2 separate regions of the Homo sapiens genome follow, and region 1 is linked to region 2. Evidence: chromatin contacts called from ENCODE Hi-C or POLR2A ChIA-PET data. All regions are on one chromosome and are shown on one strand. The core of a region is the stretch at or near the end of the contact, and the rest is flanking DNA. Distances in the headings are between cores, read along the strand shown. Region 1 overlaps UBE2D2 (ubiquitin conjugating enzyme E2 D2). Region 2 holds the start of SPATA24 (spermatogenesis associated 24).

Evidence for each region. A loop is a pair of places that touch in the nucleus more often than their neighbours do. ChIA-PET counts read pairs that join two places held with the same protein, here RNA polymerase II (POLR2A). Pooled maps may share reads with other maps.
Region 1: a loop to region 2 is called in a pooled map, with 2.1 times the contacts of the local background. The contact joins the enhancer-like site here to the promoter of SPATA24 in region 2. A Hi-C loop is called at or near these places in 4 of 50 pooled maps. POLR2A ChIA-PET finds 5 or more read pairs at or near these places in 12 of 52 experiments (CD4-positive, alpha-beta T cell, CD8-positive, alpha-beta memory T cell, K562 and 7 more).

The regions. Positions count from the first base shown.
Region 1 is chr5:139,590,179-139,596,955 of GRCh38, forward strand. All of the region lies in intron 1 of UBE2D2 (ubiquitin conjugating enzyme E2 D2), which reads left to right. Among named protein-coding and RNA genes, the nearest start is that of UBE2D2, 32 kb to the left of the region's middle. Within about 2 kb of position 3,698, at least 6 of the 41 ENCODE cell types and tissues checked have a DNase peak (open chromatin) inside an H3K27ac peak, as active enhancers do; they include OCI-LY7, where a contact is called at or near this core.
Region 2 is chr5:139,401,352-139,408,128 of GRCh38, forward strand. It overlaps SPATA24 (spermatogenesis associated 24), which reads right to left and starts at 2,738. Exons shown (of 6, transcript NM_194296.2): 1 at 2,593-2,738; 2 at 1,277-1,342; 3 at 564-694; 4 at 404-474. The coding sequence starts at 2,709. RefSeq lists enhancers at 2,102-2,675, 2,501-2,730, 2,676-3,248.

The DNA of each region.
Region 1 (6,777 bases), core at 2,448-4,947, 190 kb after region 2:
ATCTGTTGTGGTTTAGACATAGAGTAGCAGAATAAACAGTAGTAGAAAAAGGAACAAGCCAGCCTGGCCAACATGATGAAACCCCGTCTCTACTAACAATACAAAAAATAGCTGGGCGTGGTGGTGGATGCCTGTAATCCCAGCTACCTGGGAGGCGGCTGCAGGAGAATCGCTTGAACCCAGGAGGCGGAGGTTGCAGTGAGCTGAGATCACACCACTGCACTTCAGCCTGGGCAATAGAGCAAGACTCTGTCTCAAAAAAAATAAAAAAAAAAAAAAGAAAGAAAAAGGAACAAACTAGATCTACCTTTGTATCTTTGTGGAAAAATATCTCAATATTTTGAGGGAAAGCAAAGTACAGAAGAGTACATGCCATGTAACGCTATCTAAATAAAAGTTTAAAAACATGTAAACAGTACTGTCTTGTTTATGGACTCTTAGAAAAAAGTATAAAAGAATGCATGGGAATGATAAACACTGTATATTTAGGGTATTAATCAGTTCTGGGAGGGTACACAGGGGACGTAGATCCTAAGATAGTATGGCGATGTTAAGACTGGGCCAAGCTGGGTTGTAAGTTCATGGTGGGTATTTTCTCTTCTTCTTTTTTTTTTTTTTTTTTTTTTTTTTTTTTGAGATGTAGTCTTGCTCTGTCGCCCAGGCTGGAGTGCAGTGGCGCGATCTTGGCTCATTGCAATGTCCGCCTCCCGGGTTCCAGTGATTCTTCTGCCTCAGCCTCCTGAATAGCTGGGATTATAGGCATGTGCCACCATGCCCAGCTAATTATGCATTTTTAGTAGAGAGGGGGGCGTTTCTCCATGCTGGTCAGGCTGGTCTCGAACTCCTGACCTCAGGTGATCCGCCTGCCTCAACATCCCAAAGTGCTGGGATTACAGGTGTGAGCCACTGTGCCCAACCTATGGTGGGTATTTTCTTTTTCTCTCTCTCTTTTTTTTTTTTAAGACGGAGTTTCGCTGTTGTTGCCCAGGCTGGAGTGCATGGTGCAATCTCGGCTCACCATAACCTGCACTTCCTGGGTTCAAGCAATTCTCCTGCCTCAGCCTCCCAAGTAGCTGGTATTACAGGCATGCACCACCACGCCCAGCTAACTTTGTGTTTTTAGTAGAGACAGGGTTTCTCCATGCTGGTCAGGCTGGTCTCAAGCTCCCGACCTCAGGTGATCCACCCACCTCAGCCTCCCAAAGTGCTGGGATTACAGGCATGAGCCACCGCACCTGACCCATGGTGGGTATTTTCTATACTTTTAGTTGCTTTGAATCTTTTTAGAGGGAATACACAGTTTAATCTCAGATAAGCTTACCATGTCTGCTTATAGTTAGTTCAGGGAGAGATTGATATTGATACATGTTTCCATCGGTTTGTCTGTCTTTATACTAGAAGGCAACAATATTAAGAGAGAAATAGAAAATGAGAAAATGAGAGTGCTAAGGGATTAAGTCTATCAGCTGCAGATGATTTGATTTGTCAAATTATGTCTTTCAAACTCATGTAAGTTAATGAGTTACTAATATTTCCTGAGTTTTAAAAACTCATAATTTTAAAATATGTAAGCAGTTGTTTTTAAATATTAGCTTAAGTGTTATGCTGGGAACATAAGCAAGTAGTAAAAATTAAATTGTTTCTGTTGCAACCCTAGTTAAGATAGGAGTGAGGCAGGGAGAATGCAGGTACTATAGTAATGACAGACTGCTCCCCTTCAATCTGTCTTGAAAACCTGGGGCCGGGCGCGGTGGCTCATGCCTGTAATTCCAGCACTTTGGGAGGCCGAGGCGGGCGGATCCCTTGAGGTCAGGAGTTCTCAAGACCGGCCTGGACAACGTGGTGAAACGCCATCTCTACTAAAAGTACAAAAATTAGCCGGGCCTGGTGGCGGGCGCCTGTAATCCCAGCTACTCGGGAGGCTGAGGCAGGAGAATTGCTTGAACTTGGGAAAGACAGGTTGCAGTGAACCAAGATTGCTCCACTGCAGTCTAGCCTGGGCGACAAAGCAAGACTCTGTCTTACAAAAAAAGAAAAAGGAAAAAAATGAAAACCTGGAACACACCTTGGCCTTCTAAGTCTCATCTCTTTTTCCAGTTTGTGCCATTTTGCCCTTTGCCCTCCCGTGCTTTCCCCTCAAATCTTCTTGGTAGTGAGTTTTCTAGTATCACCTTTTATCTCTGATGCTTTTTAACTCATCAGACATAAAAGTAATGAGCTCTGGTGTGCATTATAATTCCTTGAGGCCTTGTTAGAACAGTTTGGCTCCACCTCAGAGTTTCTGACCTGGTAGTTGTGGGGTAGAGCCTGTGAATTTGCATTTCTAATAAGCTTCCTTGTGATGGTGATCCTGCTGTGTCAGTATCTCAGTTTTGAGAACTACTGGTTTAACTGTTGTTTCTTTGCAGTTCAGTAATCTTTTTTTTTTTTTTTTTTTTTTGAGAGATGGAGTCTTGCTCTGTTGCCCAGATTGGAGTGCAGTGGCACGACCTCGGCTCACTGCAACCTCTGCCTCCTGGGTTTAAGCGATTCTCCTGCCTCAGCCTCCCGAGTAGCTGGGACTACAGGCACGTGCCACGATGCCCGGCTAATTTTTTGTATTTTTAGTAGAGATGGCGTTTCACTGTGTTAGCCAGGATGGGTCTCGATCTCCTGACCTCGTGATCTACCCACCTTGGCCTCCCAAAGTGCTGGGATTACAGGCATGAGCCACCACGCTTGGCTGCATTTCAGTAATCTTAAAAGAGTTTCAGTAATCTTAAAAGAGGTTCAGCTTAATTTCCCAAATTAACATGATTCTCAGACATTTCTTTTTTCCTTTTTTTTTTTTTTTTTGAGGCAGAGTCTCGCTCTGTTACCCAGGCTGGAGTGCAGTGGTGTGATCTCGGCTCACTGCAACCTCCGCCTCCCGGGTTCAAGTATTTCTCCTCCCTCAGCCTCCTGAGTAGCTGGGACTACAGGCAAGCGCCACCACGCCCAGCTAACTTTTATATTTTTAGTAGAGACAGGGTTTCACCACGTTGGGCAGGCTGGTCTCTATCTCTTGACCTTGTGATCCGTCCACCTCGGCCTCCCAAAGTGCTGGGATTATAGGCATGAGCCACTGCACCTGGCCGATTCTCAGACATTTCTAACTTGTACATTTCTAATATTTTAGATCCAGATTTAAAGAACCATGGTACAGCAGAACACTCAAGTCCTTACCCTTGGGTTAGATACTTTGTATTTTGTTTTCTTATAAAATTGGGAATAGGTCTAAATGATCTCTTATGACCCTGAAATTTTATATATACATACATATTTTAATATATGTTTTAATATGTAAAATATGTAACAATGTATACATTGTTATATATACATTGTTATATATAACACACAAATAGGTATTGATGTATGTAATAAACACATATGTAACATGTAACATTAAAAGATATATTAAAATATGTACTTTTTTTTAGAGATGGGGTCTCACTTTGTTACCTAGGCTGGGGTATAGTGGCACGATCCACTGCAGCCTTGAACTCCTGGGCTCAAGCAATCCTCCTACCTCAGCCTCCCAGGTAGCTAGGACTACAGGCTCTCTCCACCATGCTGGGCTAATTAAAAAAAATTTTTTTTGTGGAGATAGAGTCTTACTGTGTTGACCAGGCTGGTCTGGAGCTCCTGGCCTCAAGCCATCCTCCCACCTTAGCCTCCCAAAGTGTGGAGATTACAGACATGAGCCACCGTGCCTAGCCCTGAAATTACAATGCTATGAATCATAATCTTTGTTTAAATATTTTCATAGTGTGATTTTAACCACCAAAGAGCCTCGATTTGTATAGCAATATTCAGACTACTAAAACTTGACTTTAGAGCCATTTTTCTACAAAGTTAATTATAACCTCTCTCAGTTTCCCATCTTGTTCCTTTCACCTTACACCATAGGGTGAGGACCAACAGGGTAAACAAATCTTTCCCATGCTATTTTTATTTTGTTTCATAATTGTTATGATTGGGGAAGGAGGGTGGTTTAAAAATAGCTTGTAAAGAAGCGTTAATTTTTACCAACTAATAGCTTAAGTTGCCTACTCAAGGATATAGTGAAAGGGAAATCTGCACATCCCTTGAAGGATGCCTTCCCCTCAAGGAATTTAGAGGGTTTCTTTTTGCTATAGTGTTGTGATATATATATATGTCTTAGGCTTTCAAAGTTTCAGTGTTCTACTTTAATTATCTGTTTTTTTTCTTTTTTTCCTTAAAAAATTTTGTTTTTTTGAGACACAGTCTCTATTGCCCAGGCTGGAGTGCAGTGGCATGATCTCTGCTCACTGTGGCCTCTGCCTCACGGGTTCTAGCGATTCTCCTGCCTCAGCCTCCTGGGTAGCTGGAATTAGAGGCACACACCACCACACCCGACTAATTTTTGTATTTTTAGTACAGTCCAGGTTTCACCATGTTGGCCAGGCTGGTCTTGAACTGCTGACCTCAGGTGATCCACCCACCTCGACCTCCCAAAGTGCTGGGATTACAGGTGTGAGCCACCGCACCCGGTCAATAATCTTTTTATAAATTGAGAATGTTCTACTTTAACTGTCAAAGTTCCTTACCCCATCACTTTTTTCTAAACATAATTATATATACATTCCTGCCTCAGTATCCATGAAAGGTTGGTCCCAGGTCCTTCCATGGATACCAAAATCTACAGATGCTCAAGTCCCTGATATAAAATGGCATAGTATTTGCGTATAACCTGTACACATCTTCCTGTATACTTTAAGTCATCTCTAGATTACTTATAAAACCTAATACAGTGTAAGTGCTCTGTAAATAGTTGTTATGCTGTGGTGTTTAGGGAATAATGACCAAAGAAGTCTGCACATGTTCAGTACAGACATCATTTTTTCCCCAGTGTATTTGACCCACAATTGGTGGAACTCATAGACACAGAGGGCTGGCTGTACTTTATTTCCCTATTGTTCTTTCTCATAAAATAGAAAGTTGAAATTAATGTATACGTTTAAAGCCAACTGTTAAAACACAGCCTTATATATTTGGGTATTATTTTTTTCTGCCCACATGTTCCGACTAGATCGATGCCTTTATTAAATTTTAAGATTCAACTTCAGTTTTCATCATGATGTAGAGATATCAGTTTTATAGATTGTATGTTTATTTGCCATAATTGGGTTTTCACTATTTAGATTACACCCCAAATGACAGTTTTTTTTTTTCCTTGAGTCGGAGTCTCGCTCTTGTTACCCAAGCTGGAGTGCAGTAGCACGATGTTGTCTCACTACAACCTCTGCCTCCTGGGTTCAAGCGATTCTCCTGCCTCAGGCTCCTGAGTAGCTGGGATTATAGGAGCCCCCACCACGCCTGGCTAATTTTTGTACTTTTAGTAAAGATGGGGTTTCGCCATGTTGGCCAGGCTGGTCTCGAACTCCTGACCTCAGGTGAGCCACTGTGCCCAGCCATGATGACAATTTTTAACAGCTATTTTAATCCACACTTACAGTCAGGATAATTCTTGCACAGACCCAGTTGGTTAAAAAAAGAAAAAGAAAATTTTAAAGGGTAATTTATTTTTCAAATGGGCAATATACACACTTTTATAAAATTCAAAATGTGTAAAAGCAATATATATAGTTCTCATTCTCACCCCTAAGCTTTCCTTCCTAAAGGCAATTATTTATTAACTAGTTTCTTGTGGGTTTTTTTTTTGTTTTTTGTTGTTTTTTTTTTTTTTTTTTTGAGACAGAGTCTCACTCTATCACCCAGGCTGGAGTGCAGCGGTGAGATCTGGGCTCACTGCAACCTCCGCCTCCCTCGTTCAGGCAATTCTCCTGCCTCAGCCTCCCGAGTAGCTGGGACTACAGGCGCGCGCCACCATGCCCGGCTAATTTTTGTATTTTTAGTAGAGATGGGGTTTCAGCATGTTGGCCAGGCTGGTCTCGAACTCCTGACCTCATGATCCGCCCACCTCAGCCTCCCAAAGTGCTGGGATTACAGGTATGAGCCCCTGTGCCTGGCGTTTCTTGTGTATTCTTGGGAGATATTTTATGCACATGTAAAGATGGATAGTTACGTGCTTTTTCTTTTTTAAAAAAGATCTGTTTCTGAATCTGAATGTCCTGTGTGTGTGTATGTGTGTGTGACAGAGTCTCGCTCTGTCACCCAGGCTGGAGTGCAGTGTCACAATCTCAGCTCACTGCAACCTCCGCCTCCTGGGTTCAAGCGATTCTCCTGCCTCAGCCTCCCCGGTAAATGGGATTACAGGTGTGCGCCACCACACCCAGCTAATTTTTGTATTTTTTTTAGAGATGGGGTTTCACCATGTTGGTCATGCTGGTCTCGAAGTCCTGACCTTGTGATCCACCCGCCTTGGCCTCCCAAAGTGCTGGGATTACAGGTGTGAGCTACCGTGCCCAGCCCAAATGTACTTTTAAGAATAAAAAACTGGCCAGGCACTGTGGCTCACACCTGTAATTCCAGCACTTTGGGAGGCTGAGGCGGAAGGATCGCTTGAGTCTAGGCATTAGACACCAGCCTGGGAAACATAGTGAGACCTTGTCTCTGCATTAAAATAATAATAATAATAATAATAGGCCAGGTGCGGTGGCTCACTCCTGTAATCCCAGCACTTTGGGAGGCCGAGGTGGGCAGATCACGAGGTCAGGAGATCGAGACCATCCTGCTAACACGGTGAAACCCCATCTCTTCTAAAAATACAAAAAAAATTAGCCCGGCGTGGTGGTGGGCACCTGTAGTCCCAGCTGCTCAGGAGGCTGAGGCAGG
Region 2 (6,777 bases), core at 1,488-3,987:
TCACCACATGCATCCTTCCCTATTGAGTCCTGACCCTGAGACTAAGGATCAGGTCCCAAATAGGACAGTGCTTGCCCTGTGTTCCTCTTGTATCAGTTAGGAGTAACCCATCAAAAGTGGGAAAACAAAAGGTGGACTAAGAAGGTTGTATGTTTCAGGAAAAATGGGAGCAAGCCCATTCCTTTATGGCGGTGAAGAATATAGTACACCGACTGCTTCCCTCATTTCCGTGGCCTGCCTGGTCCCTTAAGGCCTTTTCGAAGGTGTGGCCCACCCGGGCCTGCCTGTATCCTCAGCTGGGGACAGGTGTTAGAGTGAAACCCTGCCTTTGACACAGGCACTGGGTGGTTAGGAAAGAGCCCGTTTATATAACCGTGGTGGAGAGCACGGGCCTCCCGCCTACCATTGCACTTGGTGATGAGCTGGTCCTTCTTGCTGGACTCCTGAAGGACTTTGCTCTTGACACTGGAGAGCCTGGGTGGGGAAGATAAGATGGGAGGGTGGGCAGGCTAGCAAGCAGATGCATCCCCCAAACCCCACACCCCGTACTGAGGCCCACTCACGCTTTTTCAAAGGCCAGCTTCTCTTTCTCCAGCTGCTTGGATAGCACCTCTACCTCTCCGAGGGCAAACTGTAACTTCTCCTCTTCCTTGGCCAGGAGGACCTTGGTTTTGGCATGGGCAGCTTTCTCTTCCTGCAGGGGCAGCAGCAGTCACCTCATTACCCTAGGCCGCCTTGGGTCTCCTAGACTCCCTTAACCAGCCCCCCTTCTCAGAGGGACACACAGAAGCCAGAGCACAGGGAGATTCTGGCCACCTTGCTACAGGGGCTGGAGGTTCTCAGAGGCCGACCTTTCTTTTTTCTTTTTTCTTTTTTTTTTTAGACAGAGTCTCACTCTGTTGCACAGGCTGGAGTGCAGTGGCATGATCTCAGCTCAGTGCAACCTCCACCTCCTGGGTTCAAGCCAATTCTCCTGTCTCAGCCTCCCAAGTAGCTGGGATTACAGGCGCCTGCCACCACGCATGCTTGGCTAATATATATATATGTATATATATATTTTTTTGTATTTTTAGTAGAGACAGGGTTTCACCATGTTGGCCAGGCTGGTCTCGAACTCCTGACCTCAAGTGATTTGCCCGCCTTGGCCTCCCAAAGAGCTGGGACTACAGTTGTGAGCCACTGCACCCATCAGAGGCTAATACTTAATGAGCCTGCCTAACCACAGGGATCCTGGGAAACGGGGGAAGATTAGGAGACCGCAGAGGCCATTACTTACCACCAGCTTCTTCTCCACTGCCTGGAACTCTTCTTTACTGACAAAATTTTCGTCCTGGAGAACCATCTGCAACAGAGCCTGGCTGAGGGAGGGCCTGGGGCTGGAGTAGAAGGGGCGCCCTCTAGGGACCAGGACCAAAAGCGGATAACAGGATGATGCTCGTGGTACCTAGGATGAGACTGAGGCCTTGGGAAGGGAGAATTCAGTTCCACAGATAAACTGAGACTCAGCTCTAAGTGCTGCCCTCAAGGAGCAGCCAGTCTCATGGAGGAGGCAGTCCACAGTTAGCACTTCTAACATGTTGTGTGCCTTGATGGGGAGACATAAGGGGATCTGGGGCTCAGAGGAGGCCCCAACCCAGCCTGGGGAAGGGTCAGAATCACTTCCGGAGAAGGGGATGTTAGACCTGAGATCTGACTGCTATATAGGGTGGGCCAGAAGAGGGATAGAGAGAAAAGCACTCTGGATGGTGGGGACACACATGCCAAGGTCAGCTGCCAAGAGGAAGACCTGGGTACCTTCAGGGAATCAAAGGCAATTCAGTGCCTAGAGCTCCATATATTTTGTTGAATGAGAGCATTAGGGTAGCAAATAGGACAGGTCTCTCTCCCCTTTCCCCCACATTCAACTTCCCAGAAGGGAAGAAATTGTCTAAGAACAACTTAGAATGAGAAGTAGATGTGAAGCCAGTTTTATTTCTGAGATGGAGATACATCCTAACCTTCTTATCAAGACAGGAAAACAAAACCAGAAAAACCATGAACTCCAGATGGCCAGGATTCTATCATGCCTACCCAGGTAATCTGTGACTGCAATGCTTTGCACCCATTAGCTGGGGTTTGATTGAGAAGGCAAAAGCTAAGGCATGTAAAGTTCTTGGAGGCCCCTAAGTTAGCGCTGGCAAGGGCCAAATCTGCGCTTACTGCATTCAACACGGCACTGCCTTTGACTCTCGGGAATGGTGTCCATAATAGAAGGGATGACAGTTTCTCTGCCTGCACAGGAGGGCCATGGGAACTCAGTGACGTCATCTCCACTGAAAATGGGGAAACTGAGGCTCAGGGACTCTCTACCAGCTCTTGCAGCAACCAGGCAAACGGAAGGGAGAATATGGCTTGATTTTAGTTAAAATTCCCTGGTTCAGGAAGGTCCGCCCCTTTTTGGCTCCACCCCTACCGACTGAGCCCGGCCTCCTCCTGATGACGCCATGGGCCATGCGTTCTAGCCACGGCCCCCGCATCGGAACAGGTTCTGGCCCCGCCCCCACCAGTGAGGCATCCGGCCCCGCCTCTCCCCAAACTCCTCTGGCTGCATACCACGTTCCTCAGCTGGTGGATTAGTTCCTCCTGAGACTCAATCACGTCCCGCAGTTGATCTAAAGCGAGACACACAGATCCTGACCCCGCCTTCGACCACCCGAGGGGCGTCGCCATCTTCCGCCCCCGCCAGCTAGTTGGAAATGGCTGCCTCGGGGGTGATCCTCGCCGTCGCCCACCAATGAGAATGCGACGCCACAGAGCACCCTGGCAACGGGGGGCGGGGACTTCCTATGTTAGCGGGGCGAGGGGCCGCCTCTTAAAGGAGCCGCCTGGAGCGGGGAAACTGCTGACAACCCTTAAGGCATTTAAGTTTACAGGAAATTGCGCTTTTATTGCGTCTTCTGTTTCTCACGCAGTCCTGAGAAGCCGGCAGGGCCCGGCTTGTACTTTCCTTGCCTGCGAGCAGGCAACACTCAAAACAGCAGCCCTCAGCCTTCACCCAGGGCCTGTTAAACTGCATGACCACGAAGCAAGAGCCAGCATAGGCAACTCCTGCATCTTTAGCTTCTCATGCCTCTTTCTCCAAATCTTTATCCTAATCTCCAAATTTCCTCCATTGTATGAGATTCCAGCCTCCTGGAACACACTTAGTACTTAGGGGTCCTAAGCCTAAGCACGGAAGATAGACGAAGATAAAAAATGAGAATGGCTACACCTGAGATCAAAGTCTTCATACTCTGATACCAGGCTCTGGGCACTAGAGTCTGCACTAGAGTCATGTGCCACCACCCGAGGAGGAGGACCCTGAAGAGATTAGGAGGACTGAAGAGGGCTTGAAGGAGGAGAGTTTAGTAAAATGAAGTCAGGGAAGGATACGGTGATTACGCACACTCACCAAGTCTCTATTGAAGGCTTTTTTTTTTTTCTTGGAAACCCAAATAAGATTAGGTTTGGAGAACATCAGAGCGAATATATATTGTGTTCACTATTTCGTGGCACCGTTATGTTTATATTATTTCATGTGACCCTCATGGAACTCCTATCAGCCCCTTTTTACCTAGGCTCTATGAGAATGAGAATGAATAACTTGCCCAAGGTCACTCTAGTAAGTTGTGGAACGGAGTTCTGCTATGGGCAGTTTGGTTCCAGGGTCCGTGTTTTTGTTTGTTTGTTTTTTGAGATGTAGTCTCGCTCTGTCGCCCAGGCTGGAGTGCAGGGACGTGATCTCGGCTCACTGCAAACTTCACCTTCCGGGTTTAAGGGATTCTTCTGCCTCAGCCTCCCAAGTAGCTGGGATTACAGGCGCCCGCCACCACGCCTGGCTAATTTTCTTATTTTTAGTAGATACGGGGTTTCACCATGTTGGCCAGGCTGGTCTCGAACTCCTGACCTCAGGTGATCCGCCTGCCTCGGCCTCCCAAAGTGCTGGGATTACAGGCATGAGCCACCGCGCTGGGCCTGGAGTTCATGTTCTTAACCAGGATGTTGTGCTGCATTTGTGTTGCACGTCATGGGTGGAAGTTATGGAATTTGATACCCCCAAGTAGGAAATGACTATACTAACAAGGAGTTTGGAAAAAAAGTTACCAGTGACTATGAAAGGAGGCAGAAAGCTCAGGGTAAGTCATTCAAGCCGCTCCCCAAAACCCCCCGGGGGGCCTGACAAACTTGGCCATCCCTGTGGTTCTCTCAGCGGGAGCCCTTGTTTTGTTTCTTGCGTTTATTTTCATGGACTTGGAGACAAGGCCATCTCTGCTGACCTCTCTCTCTTTTTTTTTTTTTTTTTTTTTGAGACGGAGTCTTGCTCTGATGCCCAGGGTGGAGTGCAGTGGTGCGATCTTGGCTCACTGCAAGCTCTGCCCCAACCGGGGTTCACACCATTCTCCTGCTTCAGCTTCCCGAACAGCTGGGACTACAGGCGCCCGCCACCATGCCCGGCTAATTTTTTGTATTTTTAGTAGAGATAGGGTTTCACCATGTTCTCTTTTTTTTTTCTTTTTTTCTTTTCTTTTTTTTTTGAGATGGAGTCTTGCTCTGTCGCCCAGGCTGGAGTGCAGTGGAGCAATCTTGGCTCACTGCAACCTCTGCCTCCCAGGTTTGAGCGATTCTCCCAACTCAGCCTCCCCAGTAGCTGGGATTACAGGCAGCTGCTATCATACCCAGGTGATTTTTTTGTATTTTTGTAGAGACGGGGCTTCACCATGTTGGCTAGGCTGGTCTCGAACTCCTGACCTCAGGTGATCGGCCAACCTTAGCCTCCCACAGTGCTGGGATTATAGGCGTGAGCCACTGTGCCCGGCCGACCTCTGTTAAAGGGCCTAGAACAATACAGTTCAATAGAACTTCTAGTGATGAAAATGTTCTACAGCTGCACTATTCAATAGCCACTAGCCACATGTGGCTCTTCAGCAGTTGAAACGTAGCTCATGTGACTGAGAAATTGCTTTAAATTTTTTATTATTTTCTGAAGATCACCTTAATCATGGCTCTTTAAAATTTTTAAATTTTTAGTTTAAATGGCCATGTGTGGCTACTGGCTACTGTACTGGAAAGTGTGTGCCTAGAGGGCACTGTGTAGGTTGTGTGCCTCAGCACAGACCCTCTCAGAACTTGGTGTACCAAATGTGAATGTTCACCTGAATCACCCTTCACAAAGCTGCACATTCTTCTGGGGCAGTGATTCCTGAGCCTTCCCCAAGAACTGCACTTCCTCCCTAGGATCTTTCATGAGGCACTGCTTGATGTCCCTTGATATCCAACATCCACCTTCACCAGCTGGAACAGGCTGCTCTCTGCGTACTTGGGGCAAAACCCTGGAGAGCAGTAGGCTCCAGCAGCCACCTGGGGGTGGAAGCTTATGAACAAGAGAGAACCCTGGATCCAGGTCTGCACCTGCTTCCTGGCATGGACATGAGGGGTGGTCACCCTGGTTGGGCACTGCCACAGACTCCTCTATATGTTGAAAGGCACTTTGGGCTCCTGGTCAACCAGGACTCAGTGAGACTCAGGATGACATGACATCACAAACAGCTCTGTGATCCTGCCAGGGAAGGGTTGCCTTTCTGCACAGGCTTGTCATTTTGGCTGATGTTCTGGTTATCTATTGGTGCATAATAAACCACCCCCCAATTTTTTTAAGTCATTGAAAAAAATCATTTTGTTCATGAATCTGGAATTTGGCAAGGCTCAATGGTGAAAGCTTATCTCTGCTCCATGCAGTGTGAACTGGGATGGTTCAACGGGGAGTTAGAAGTTCCAGTTCCAACATGGCTCACTCACGTGACTGGCAAGTTGGTGCTGTCAGCTGGGAGCTCTGCTAGGGCTGAGGACCAAAGGTCTTGGTTCCTCTCCATAGGCTGCCTGGACTTTCTGATAGCATGAAGACTGGGTTAAAGATAATCATTCAAAGTGACAGAAAATGGAAGATGCCAGTTTCTTAAGGCCTGGGCCTGATACCTGGCATAGTGTCATTTTTGCTGTATTCTATTGGTCAAGGAGTCAGAGTCTAGATTCCAGAGGAGGACACACAGATTCCTCCCCCTACCCCACCACCTTTCAATGGGAGTAGTGTCAAAGAATTTGGGCTGCACTTCTAGAGCAAATCCTTATGACAGATGGGGCACCACTCCCTTCAAGGTTCATTTCAGGTAAAACCAGTCAGGAACTTAGTCTAGTGGGAAAAGTCAGACAATAATCAAACAACCAGATAAATCTAAAGAGAAACTTAGCCAGGTGGGGCTAAGATTCTGTGCAAGGGAAAGCTTCTGTGAGGAAGTGATGTTTGAGCTGAAGCCTATTAAGGTAACTAGGAAGCACTTAGCAAAGAGGGTAGGGGCAGATGAGTAGGTAGGGATACCAGAAAGAGGAAGCAGTGTATACTTTGTGTATACAAAGTCCCTGGGGCAAAAGGGGCTGGTAGAGTGTAGTAATTAAAGGGTAGCATGGCATAAAAGAAAAAGATTATAGGGCAAGAGGGGGCTTGGGTAGTGGGTAGAGACCAAGAACTTGGCAGAGCCTTGCTAAGCAAGGTAGGCCATGCTAAGGATTTTGGTGATTTTTATTTTAGGGACAAAAGAAAGCTACTGAAATATTTTAAGCAAGAGGATGACGTGATCCAATTTATGCTTGGAAAAGATCTCTTTGGTTGCAGTGAGGTATACAGATTGGAGTGGGGCTGTGTAAGTGCACAGAGACCACTTTAACCGAGAAGGCTACTGCAGTGAAAGTGGATGGTAGTTTGAG